Linked DNA regions of Homo sapiens: region 1 is linked to region 2. Evidence: chromatin loops called from intact Hi-C (ENCODE). Cell type or tissue: K562. All regions are shown on one strand. Each heading gives the region's core, and the rest is flanking DNA. Links, peaks and the distances in the headings are about the cores only.

What was found. A loop is a pair of places that touch in the nucleus more often than their neighbours do. Peaks named below come from ENCODE experiments on the same cell type or tissue, not always from the same donor. Only the 100,000 strongest peaks of a DNase experiment are listed, where the experiment ranks them.
Region 1: it touches region 2 in a loop (2.2-fold over the local background); 8 of 110 quality-filtered maps call a loop at or near these places.

Annotation. Positions count from the first base shown.
Region 1 is chr5:75,665,757-75,671,143 of GRCh38, forward strand. ANKDD1B (ankyrin repeat and death domain containing 1B) reads left to right here. Exons shown (of 14, transcript NM_001276713.2): 12 at 1,036-1,237; 13 at 3,496-3,627; 14 at 5,223-5,387. The coding sequence ends at 5,284. Among named protein-coding and RNA genes, the nearest start is that of POC5, 49 kb to the right of the region's middle. RefSeq lists an enhancer at 1,223-1,724. In K562, for the core only: a CTCF peak has its summit at 2,019 (motif pointing left); DNase peaks (open chromatin) are centred at 3,555 and 3,775; H3K4me3 peaks cover 411 bases.
Region 2 is chr5:75,615,080-75,620,466 of GRCh38, forward strand. It overlaps ANKDD1B (ankyrin repeat and death domain containing 1B), which reads left to right. Exons shown (of 14, transcript NM_001276713.2): 2 at 1,725-1,828; 3 at 5,236-5,334. Among named protein-coding and RNA genes, the nearest start is that of ANKDD1B, 6.3 kb to the left of the region's middle. In K562, for the core only: no CTCF peak of the experiment used is centred there; DNase peaks (open chromatin) are centred at 1,372 and 2,012.

The DNA.
Region 1 (5,387 bases), core at 108-5,107, 51 kb after region 2:
CTGTGAAGGATCCATGGTGGGGGCCCATCAAGTTCTTCTCATCAGTTTTTAAACCCAGGGTCCTAGACAGTTTTGGTTCATTTCCTGCCCCAGCCTGGATTCCCATCTTGTTGTCAAGAATATTTTCATTAAGATACACCTCTATTTAAGTGAAAGACAAAAATAGAAGTCACTATACATGAGAAAGGAAGTCCCAGACTTCTTGGTGGGCCACTTGTCCTGCATGTCCTTAACTGATCTGCAAACTTCTGCAGGAGGATTACCTGGAGGCCTAGTGGCATAAGCACAGCATGCAGTTCTAGGAAGCAGTGATGCCTGCTTTCACTCAGTGATTTTCTCCGGTGTTTGTGGTTTGATTCTGCAGGACTCTGGTGGATTCTGCAGAAGGGACAAAAGGAACCTTTCAACAGTCAGAAAACAAGATGCCAATCTAGGCATAGTGCTGTTGGTCTGAGCCTGGCTATAGTGACTTTAAATGATGTCCACTCCTGTCCTCTCCACTCCCTTAGTCACCTCTTCCCCAAGCCCCAGCCTGAGCTAGGCTCCTAGTTTACTCTCCTTATGCTCACCAGAGAGCAGGATGAATGAGGGACCAGCTGTGGGGTCTTATTAAGGATACAGCCAATCTGGGCTCACCGAAGCTTCAATATGAGAACATCAAATACCCAAAAGAAGAAATGGGGGTATGGGTTCAAACAAAGGCCATTAAAGATGGTTTTGTTGTTGTGACACATCCTTTGCCAAGACAGCCTCTCTGTTCTCATTCTCTGTTCTAAGCAGCATGGGACACAATAGGCAAAATCCCTCACATTTCCTGTGTCAGACAGACGGTACCCAAGCTTTTAATTTCAAGCATTTATTTCCATTTTGGATGGCAAAAAAAAAAAATATATATATGATCCAGTGACAGGAGGCATTGAAAACATAGTCTCGGTTACCACCTTACTAGTTATGTTTGAAAAACATATATACTCTGAAATAAGGTAATAAGTAGAACATGTCTGAAATCTTCTGATACAATTATTTTCACTTTAGGAGCATCATGAGAGCATCAGGGACCCGTCAACAGGCTTTACTCTGACATTCAAGCAAGATCACAGTCTGGAGACCAGACACATTCGCACGCTTCTCTGGGACCTGGCTTACCATCAGCTGAAGGCCAATGAGTGGCAGAGGCTGGCCCGTTCGTGGAACTTTACAGATGACCAGATTAGAGCCATTGAGGAGCAGTGGTCGGGTGAGTACAGACTAGATGATGTGGGCAGGAGGAATTCACTGTTAGGAACAGCAGTGCCTCCTGGTGTGAGGTCTTCCAAGGAAGTGTGTGGCACTCACAATAAGCTGCAGTCTTCAAGGGGCCCAGGAATAGGGGCAGTTAGCTTAGGTCCACACCAGTGATTTGGGCATTAAGATTTGCAGAAAGTGAACACTCATGGTCTGCAGTAAACCGAAGTTTGTAAAGGATGATTATGTGTATTGACCCATATCAGACATGTGCATTTAGCCTAGAGAGACAGTAAGATTCCCAACTGGACGGTCACTAAGGAAGCAAGCAAGGATTTAACAGTTGGTGTGTCAGTGGGAAGCCAATCTGATTTCTATGTTCCTTGAGACTGTCCTGGGGTGAATGGGTTCATTCTGTAATCAATAGGCTCGCTGTTTAAGTCTGCGCTCCAGAAAGAGGAATTCCTTAAAGCAGGTGGGTGTAGGAGAAAGGGTTGTTGTAGGACACTGCCTTAGGGGAGACTTGGCTGTGCCATGAGCGACACGGCAAATACAGACTCAGAGGGCTTTCTTGGCTAGATGATTCCAAGCAATGGAATCATTTCAGCTGGACTCAAACTGTCATAATTAGTGAAGTCAGGTCAGCTAGATTCCTTAATTTTGTTTTTTGTGGTTAGACGAAAACCTAGGAAACATAGAAAGTTTACTTGGCATTAATCAACTAATTAGCTTTGAAAACAATGAAGCAAACATGTTTCTTGGCAAAGTTTTCTATTCAGAGCACTGCCCTCTCATGGACATCCTAAGACGAGAAGGTGTCCTTGCTCAGGGGTCTATTTGTATTAGGGATTGCTGGGAACTGGGGATGGCAGAAGCACAGTCCATGAGCACACACTATTTATACCACATACAAGTAAATTATGAGACTTTGTATTGCACATTCTTAGGATACATTTTCATGTGAAAAATAGAAGATAATGTATTGAAAACATTGAATACTAACTAGTTTCTAACTAGAAAAATTTTTTTATTGTTAAGATTTCTTTTTTGTCATTAATTAGGCTTATAGTGTTCTGTGAAGTCTTTAGGAAAATTGAGTTGCCTCCTGGAACTCTAACTTGACCTAAAGAGATGACTTGAAAATATAGTGTATCTTCAGAGTACTTGCCAGCAGGATAAGGGGGATTTTAAAGTGTTTCGATGGAACCTTTATGGAGGGCCTGGAGTGTTTATTTCTGCTGGATGAGGGATAGATACATCAGCTCTCTAAGCCATGCATGTTTGATGGAGTTTATAATCTAGTTGGCACAATAACAATGACACTTGCAATTCAATTATATTGTGATCCAGGGTAAGGTTACTGGCACTGGGGAGTTTGTGGGCTTTTGATCAAAGGAGTGACAGACTCATGATGGTATTTAAGAAAAATTAGTTTGTCAAGAGCAAGATTAGGAAAGGAACAGAGGACTTGTCCAGGAGTACATTCTGTAAGTATGCAGTTCCCTCTCCCTGAAATGCCCGCTTCTCCATATCAGTCTGTCCAGTGAACTTCTCCCTCACCCCTGCAGAGCTCAGGCCCTTCCCTTGCACAGCATGTCTGCTCCTGCACACTCTCTCTCAGAGCAAGGAGCCTGTAGTGAAGTCCTGTTGGGAACCACAGAGGCTTTGTGGCTCCCTATCCCGGTACTTCCCCCAACACCTCTCTAGGCTGAGATATGCAGTGAGTATTTATCAAATGAATAATCCTGGCCCAGGGATGCAAACTTCCCTCAGAGTAGCTTCCTTGAGACTGGAGTGGCAGAATGAATGGTGCATGCTTGCTGCTCAGAGTGGGGAATATGGAGCAGCAGTGGCAGCAGCACCCGGGAGTTTGTTAGATGCATGGATTCTTACCCCAGACCTACTGAATCCAAACTTGCATTTTAGTAAGATACCCAGGTGAAATAAGCACTGTGAGTTTGAAGAGCACTGGTCTATGAGAAGTTGCATATTTCATTAAAATTGTTCCCCCTGGGCAGGCACCACAGCTGTCCTCTCTCTTGTACACTCCTTTGGGTGTGTGCCAAGCATAGCAGGTGCATAGCACAGGCTGGAGGGAAAGCAAATGCTGGTCATCATAAAGCAGCACAGCGAGGGCAACTGGAAGGGCTTTTTTCGAAGAGGAACAGGCAAGCAAACAGTCATTCAGAAAGTTTAGTTGGAACTGAGATCACAATGGAAAGAGATAGCAGCTCGTGGTGTTTTACCTCGGACCTCTTGTGCTTGGCACAGGAAATGAAAGCTTCCGTGAACATGGCCACAGGGCTCTGCTTATCTGGCTACACGGGACCCTGATGACTCAGGGTGACCCGGCCAAGCAACTGTATGAAGAGCTGGTACACGCAGGTTTCCCAAAACTAGCTGGTAAGTGACAGTTTCAACAACAGAAATTCTTTCTCCCTTAAAATTTCAGGAAGCAGTCTACAGAAATATCATCCTGACCAGCTACAGCCCCAGCGTGGTGTTAGCTGTGGCTCACACGGAGTATGGAACTATGGAAGGGGCTTGTAAGCTGTCAGCAGCTTCTCCTTTGGGGAATGACCCAGTCAATACTGGTTACTCATTAGCCTGGCAGTTCTGTGTCATCCCCCTACTCAGCATTTGAAAAAGTGTGGGAGTGTTTTTGTTTATGTGTATGTGTGGTGGGGGCAGGTGGGGTGGGGCAGAAGTGCTAAACTATCCCATACAGTTATAGGATTGTTCTCCACGACTAAGAGTTGTCTTGCTCAAAATGCCATTTTACCCCTGTTGATAAACTGCAGGTTAGTGTATTTGAAAATGTTATCTCTAGGTAGAACAAAAAGAGCAGACAGGCTATTACTTTGCCACCTGAGGTTATTGCTAAAAATCAGTCTGCCAAAATCACTGACCATATTGTCAGGAAAGATCCTTTAAAAACTTATCAATAAATTAGGCGGTGTTGTAGCTCTCATGTAATAACAAGCATTCAAGCAAAATACAGGAACATCTGCCATTATTTTCACTGAAGCAGTTTTACCTGGAGCAAGAAGATAAATGAGTGAACACCGACTGATCCAATAGTTTCCAGCAGTAGTAGGTACAAGGAACAATGTGTGGATACTTACCTTCCATCACATGATCTCATAATATTGGAGTTTTTCCCTCAACTTTTACCCTGTTCCCATTGGCCCCGAGAATACTCACCAGTGGTGCTTGCAGCATTTACCCTGAAAAAACTTTGCCATGAATTATCTTGTTTTTATTATTATTTTTGGATCACTCTAGTATATTGACTTTGGAAACAAAAGATATCATTCTACTTATAGCATTCTGGTTTTACTAGTGGTATTTCCATTTACAAAATATGGAAATTCTTGATCATTGAAAATGTCAAGTCCTAGAAAATGTAGCATTCCTATATGTGATGTTAACATCGTTCTCAAACAATTGTTGGCCAAAGATTCATTCCATGAATCCAATTTTTCAGAAATTGATGATTCGGATGATTCAGACTATTCTGATGTTAGTTCTGTTTAGAAATAACTCCAAGAAGTTTGTATATTTGTTTTTCACAATGAAAATCAGATTTGCTTCAGCCTCAAAGAGCGTATTTATGTAAAATTGAAGAAGTGCTGGCAGTGAGCTGCACTTTTTTTTCTAAATGGGAAAAGGGTTAAATGTATTCTTCCTATGAAAGAGGTTCCATAAGAACTCTTAGAGAAGATGAAGATGCAGTCCACTGAACTGGCTAAGGGTATGTGTTCTGACGCAAGGCTGTGTGAGCTCACTCTTGAACTCCAAAGCTGACTGACTGGTTGTAAACCTCGAGCAAGTTCTATGACCTTCCTGTGACAACCTTCTCATTTATTAACTAGGAAAGAAAATAAAAATGTTTACTTCAAAGGGCTGTTGTGGGATTTAATGAATAATAGTGCCTGGTAGACAATCAGTGCTTTAAAAATTTTAGGTATTCATAAATGTTATCTTATTTTTTCCAGAAAAGACTCGTCATTTCAAAAGCAAAACTGACTCAAACTCCAAGAAATGTGTAGTTTCATAAATGCCTAAAGAAATTGTATTTACATGATTTTCCACTCAGCATTCAGTTCTTTTAATGCCATAAATTTCTTCTAGCAGTAGCACTGATTTTCAACTATGATGAT
Region 2 (5,387 bases), core at 76-5,075:
AAGGAGGGAAGTAAGGACATAGAGATGAAGAATATGAAAAAGGGCTAGAACTGTGGACTGGAGGACTTCATAAGGTTGCAGAATTTCTGGACTTGGAGAACTAGAGCAGCTGAGCTGAATGGATGAGAAGTTGTGGTCAAAGAATAGGATTCTGGAAGTCAAGATTTCAGAGGTAGTGCAGTTTGAGGGATGATTAGTTCAGGAATGTGTCTCTGAAATTTGATGGCTAAGGTCAGATCTGGGGAAGATTATTAGAGGTGACAGAGTCAGGGAACTAAGAGGCCAAGGTGTTGGATTAATCATCTGTGAGGAGGTTGAAGTCACCTAGAATGGTGACAAGAGTAGGGGTAGGAACGAAGAGAAGGATCCAGGTAATAGAAAGAATGAACATGTGAATCTGCATGAGTCTACTCAGGCTGCCACGACAAAGTACAGCAGACTGGATGGCTCAAACCACAGACAATTATTTTCTCACAGTTCTGGAGGCTACAAGTCCAACATCAAGATGTTGGAAAAGTTCAATTCTTCTTAGGCCTCTCTCCTTGGCTTATAGATGGCCACCTTCTCCCTGCCTTCACCTGGTCTTCCCTGTGTGTGTGTGTGTGTGTGTGTGTGTGTGTGTGTCCTAATCTCTCTTCTTATAGGGACACCAATCATTATCAGATTGGAGCCCATTTATATGACCTCATTTTACCTTAATTACCTCTTTAAAGGCCCTATCTCCAAATATAGTCAACATTCTGAGGTACTTGGGGTTAGGACTTCAACATAGGAATTTTGGAGGGACACAATTCAGCCCATAACAATATTTCCCAAGAAGATACTCCTTGGTTGGTCCTTGATTGGACTTGGCAGTATCCTGAAAGGTCTTTGCTTCGGCAAAAACTTGGGGAACATTGAATGTTATGATGGTACCATTTAAAAAACAAGGAAACCCTTAGGAAACTAATCCACAACACATCTACAGAAACCTCTCTTACGGTCCTTTCTGTTTGGAGATGGTATGTTATTGACTCCTACTTAACCTCAATTCTGGTCTTACCCCTTATGTTGGGCTGTCCTCTGAGAGCCCTCTACTCCCCTACATAACAAAAAACTCAATAAACCCTGGAATCTTCTCTGTGATAGTTAATAAAGCCTACCATATGAATGTGTATATGTGTGTGAAATGTGATGTTTATAGTAGATGTCAATCTACTTCTATGTGTTTTTATATAAATGAGAATAAAACATTTTAATCCCCTTTAACTTTGTGTCTGTATGTATGATGGGCTGCATTTTGAAATCTTCATGCAGGCCTGGCCTCGGTATAGAGTTCTGAAGACAACAGTTTTATCTCTGTAAGCTGTAGGAGCATTTGGACTCCTCCCTGCCTAATCTTGTACAAGGTTTTTTACAAACAATGCCCCCTGGGAAGTCTATGGCCGCCTTCTGACCTTCTAAGCCAGATACCAGGTTACTGACTTCAGGGTGGTCCTCATGAATAATGTTTTGTTTGGGGCCAGGAACATTTTTAAGGATGTGAAAGCGCTTGCAGCATGAGGAGAAAATGAAATCTTGATACTACAGTTTTGTAAGATATTGAAGCGAAGTTCCCATGTCTTAAATAAAACAGCAAAATGTGAAAGACTCAAAGCTGTTGTTACAAGGTTTGCCCTATGAAATATGCTTTCTCTTTGGCCTCCTTAAATTCCCTCAGTCATGCTTGCTTTGCTTTCTTTCAGTACTCCCAAATGAGAGAAGCTTTCAGAATGCTGCTAAAAGCAATAATTTGGATCTTATGGAGAAGCTGTTTGAAAAGAAGGTTAACATTAATGTTGTGAACAATGTGAGTAGAAGTCATAAATATGACAAGTGACTTCTCCAGTAATGGCTTGGATTTACACAGGACATCTGAAATAATAATAAAAATAAAAATCATGGTGCTGGCTGAGATAAGGGAGAGCTGCTTTGTTGGTAATCCCGGGGTGTTTAAGCTAAAAGGTGGAGTCAAACAGTGGAAGAGGCTCTGGGTGTTTTAATTCCTCTTCCAAGAAGGGGAGTGCACAGAATCTTCATGCCTATCTGTTCAAAGTCTGTGGGTGGGCAGTAAAGCCAGCTGTCAGGGTTGCAGGCCCGGACTTGGTCCTGGATTGTCGCCTGTGGATCAGTTTGGCCTCACACATTCTGGAAAGGCAGAACATTTTTTTGCTATACAATCTGGGTTGTTTTCTTGCCAATGATGTCCTTTGTGGTTCTGTTTTTCCAAATTTAAAAATCTAAAGAGGCGTGTGGATTTTCATTATACTGGTTTTGAAATGTAGTGCGTCTCCCTCTTGGGCAATGAGGCCTTATCTAAAACCTGGCTCTTACTTGTTCTTTAAGTGCCGGGTTTTAGCGGAGGGAAAGTCCACTGCCATAAATTTGGATTCTTTACTGCTTGCTTTTGTGAGGATTTCCTGATAGTCCTTTGAGGCCAGGTTTATCAAAGTGAAGGTTGGAGGCTGTGTCAATTGCTTAGGACAATTTGTGGAGTGGTTCAAGGTGGGTGTGGCAGAGGTGGATTTAATGGTATACGAAGCATAAGCTTCAGGGCCCTTGCTTGTACAGGCCCCTTGTAAGGCACTGAGAGGGCTCTAGTAATATGTTCCTATGACTATATGATTTTGTAAAATCTGAAAAAATGTAAGGCATTTTAACTGCAATTATTTAAGCTTTCTGACTCTGGCTTTAAGGAAGACTCCCTAAATAGTCTAAACTCAGGTTTCACAAAACCTGTGTCTGTCGCAGGCAGTAAGGTCCTAGAAACTGAAGCTGCAGAATCTGAAATCATGTCCCACGTGCAGTGGAAGAATGTTGTGCATGTGGCGGCAGTAGGGGGGTGGTGTGGCTTTGTGCTTATGTGTGGGGATGAGTGTGGGGATTGGTATGTCTGTGTATAATGTGTGTGTGTGATGTGTTATGGGTGTATATATAGTGCTCATGTTCCATAGATATCCTAGAATAGGAAAGCAGCAACATTTTGTAGCGTAACAATTTTAGGGACAAAAAGAAAAAAAAAGAAAGGAATCAAGAAAGGAAGGAAAGGCAGAAAGGAGAAAGGATGGAAAAGAGGAAAAAGAAAAGAAATAAGCAAGTCTCTTTGAAGGGAATATTTGTATAGTTTCAAAAATATTTGTGGATAGATATCTTTGAAGATTATTATGACCGTGGAAGGTTAACTGTGGGAGTAAGTGAAGCAATAATCACTTTTCCAAGTAGCAGGAAATAGATTCTCTAGTATACTATTCAAAACATTTAACATTTTTCCATATACAACTTTCTGTTATTTTAAACTTTTTCTTAATATTAAAGTACTTGGGAGAGATACTACAATCTGATATACTTTAACTTGCAGTGTGGCAAGTTATTATAAACTCCTAATGAATTGTATTATACTTTCTAATGACATCTGTTTACTGTTTACAGCAAATTGTTGACATGGTTACTTGTAGAGTTCCTTAAAACCAGTGATGATGGAGATTTTAAAAATATAAGTAATTTTATTGAATTATCTTGGGTGCAATTTTGGCTTACATCCTTATTCACAAGTAAAATTAATAGTGGAGCTTATAAGCCCATATTTGACATAGTAGAGCAAAGCTCCAGATTTCAGACAAAGTCATAATAACTGATGGGTTTTTTTGTTTTGTTTTGTTTTGTTTTGAGATGGAGTCTTGTGCTGTCACCGAGGCTGGAGTGCAGTGGTGCAATCTCAGCTCACTGCAACCTCCACCTCCTGGGTTCAAGCAATTCTCCTGCCTCAGCCTCCCTAGTAGCTGGGATTACAGACGCACGCCACCACACCCGGCTAATTTTTGTATTTTTAGTAGTTACAGGGTTTCACCATGTTGGCCAGGCTGGTCTCAAACTCCTGACCTCAGGTGATCCACCCGCCTTGGCCTCCCAAAGTGCTGGGACTACAGGCATGAGCCACCATGCCCAGCCATAACTCATGTTTTGTTGAACTTATTTTATCACTGGTTTAGCTATTGTGAAAGTTTTCAGAATCAAAATGGAGTCACCGATATTAAGAAAACCTTGACAAATAGAGCTGGGGAAGGCCATGAATACAGGGTTCTCATGCTTGTATACCTGATAACAAAAACTACCACAAAAGACTGCAAAACCCACAACCTTGCACAAACGCCATCACAACCTTACACAGAAAATATTCTGCAAGGACATCTGTGCAGCAACTGCCTAAGACTGGCGTCAGCTTGTTGTTGAACTTTGTAGCAAAGGATAATTATTTCAAAACAATTATATAATCCTCATTTTTTCCTTTAAAAACCTTTGTCTTCTTTTACTTCCCTAAATACACACATAGTTTTACTATGACATGCATATTCCCGTTGCAATGCTTTATTCCCAAATAAATATATTTTCTTTTGAGAGTATCTCTTATTATTTAGGTTGATGCTACCAAGAAAATCAAATATTTAAATGGTTCTCATTTTTTTATTATTTATGTATAACAAAGAATAGTAAAGCCATGCCCAGACATCTTATTTGGGAGCAAAAGCAGTGTCTAGAATATGGGGAATATGACACATATCACTTCCGAGCATAACTTCCATTATCTGAAATGTATTAGACTGTCTCTGGGTATCCCAGGAGCATCATGTTGACTTTCCTTTGGAGCAAGATAGTCATAGCTTTCTTTCTCTGCCTTCTGTCTTTCTTTCCTTCCTCCTTTCTTCACTCCTTTTATCCCTTCCTCCCTTCCTTCTTCCTTTCAGAAGGAATTTATTTGCTTCAGTAAAATTTACAGTCCAAAAACTTAGAGAAGAACGAACACGAGTGGATTGAATATCTAGGAAAATTTCCGCTATGCATTATTAGTATATTCTAAGCAGAAAAATTTACCATTATTAATGATTGCATAAGGGGGGAATCCAACTTTTACTTTCTAAACAAAACCCATTATATTGCTACAACATAATGCTACAATACAGTACAATATAAGCTGAAACAAGAATTTCATCTTGCGGCGTGTCCTTCAGTGGACTGCCAAATTCTCTGATGTTATCTCATAATGAAGGCAGAATTCGGCTGGACACAATTCTCATAACTTTCAAAGGTAAAGGCAAAGAGTGGAGCCAAACAATCAAAATAGAAACACTTGATAGAAAAGTGTGGCCATTCAAGAAACAGGAAACCTAAAATCACTGAATAATGATCAGATGACTAAAAACATAAATTATGCTTCCTCAGATGAACCGCACAGCCCTGCATTTTGCAGTGGGGAGAAATCATTTATCTGCAGTGGATTTCTTGCTTAAACACAAGGCCAGGGTGGATGTTGCTGATAAGGTAAGCTCATCTTGAGTAGAACAAGTTGGAGCATAACCAATGTACAGGGAGAA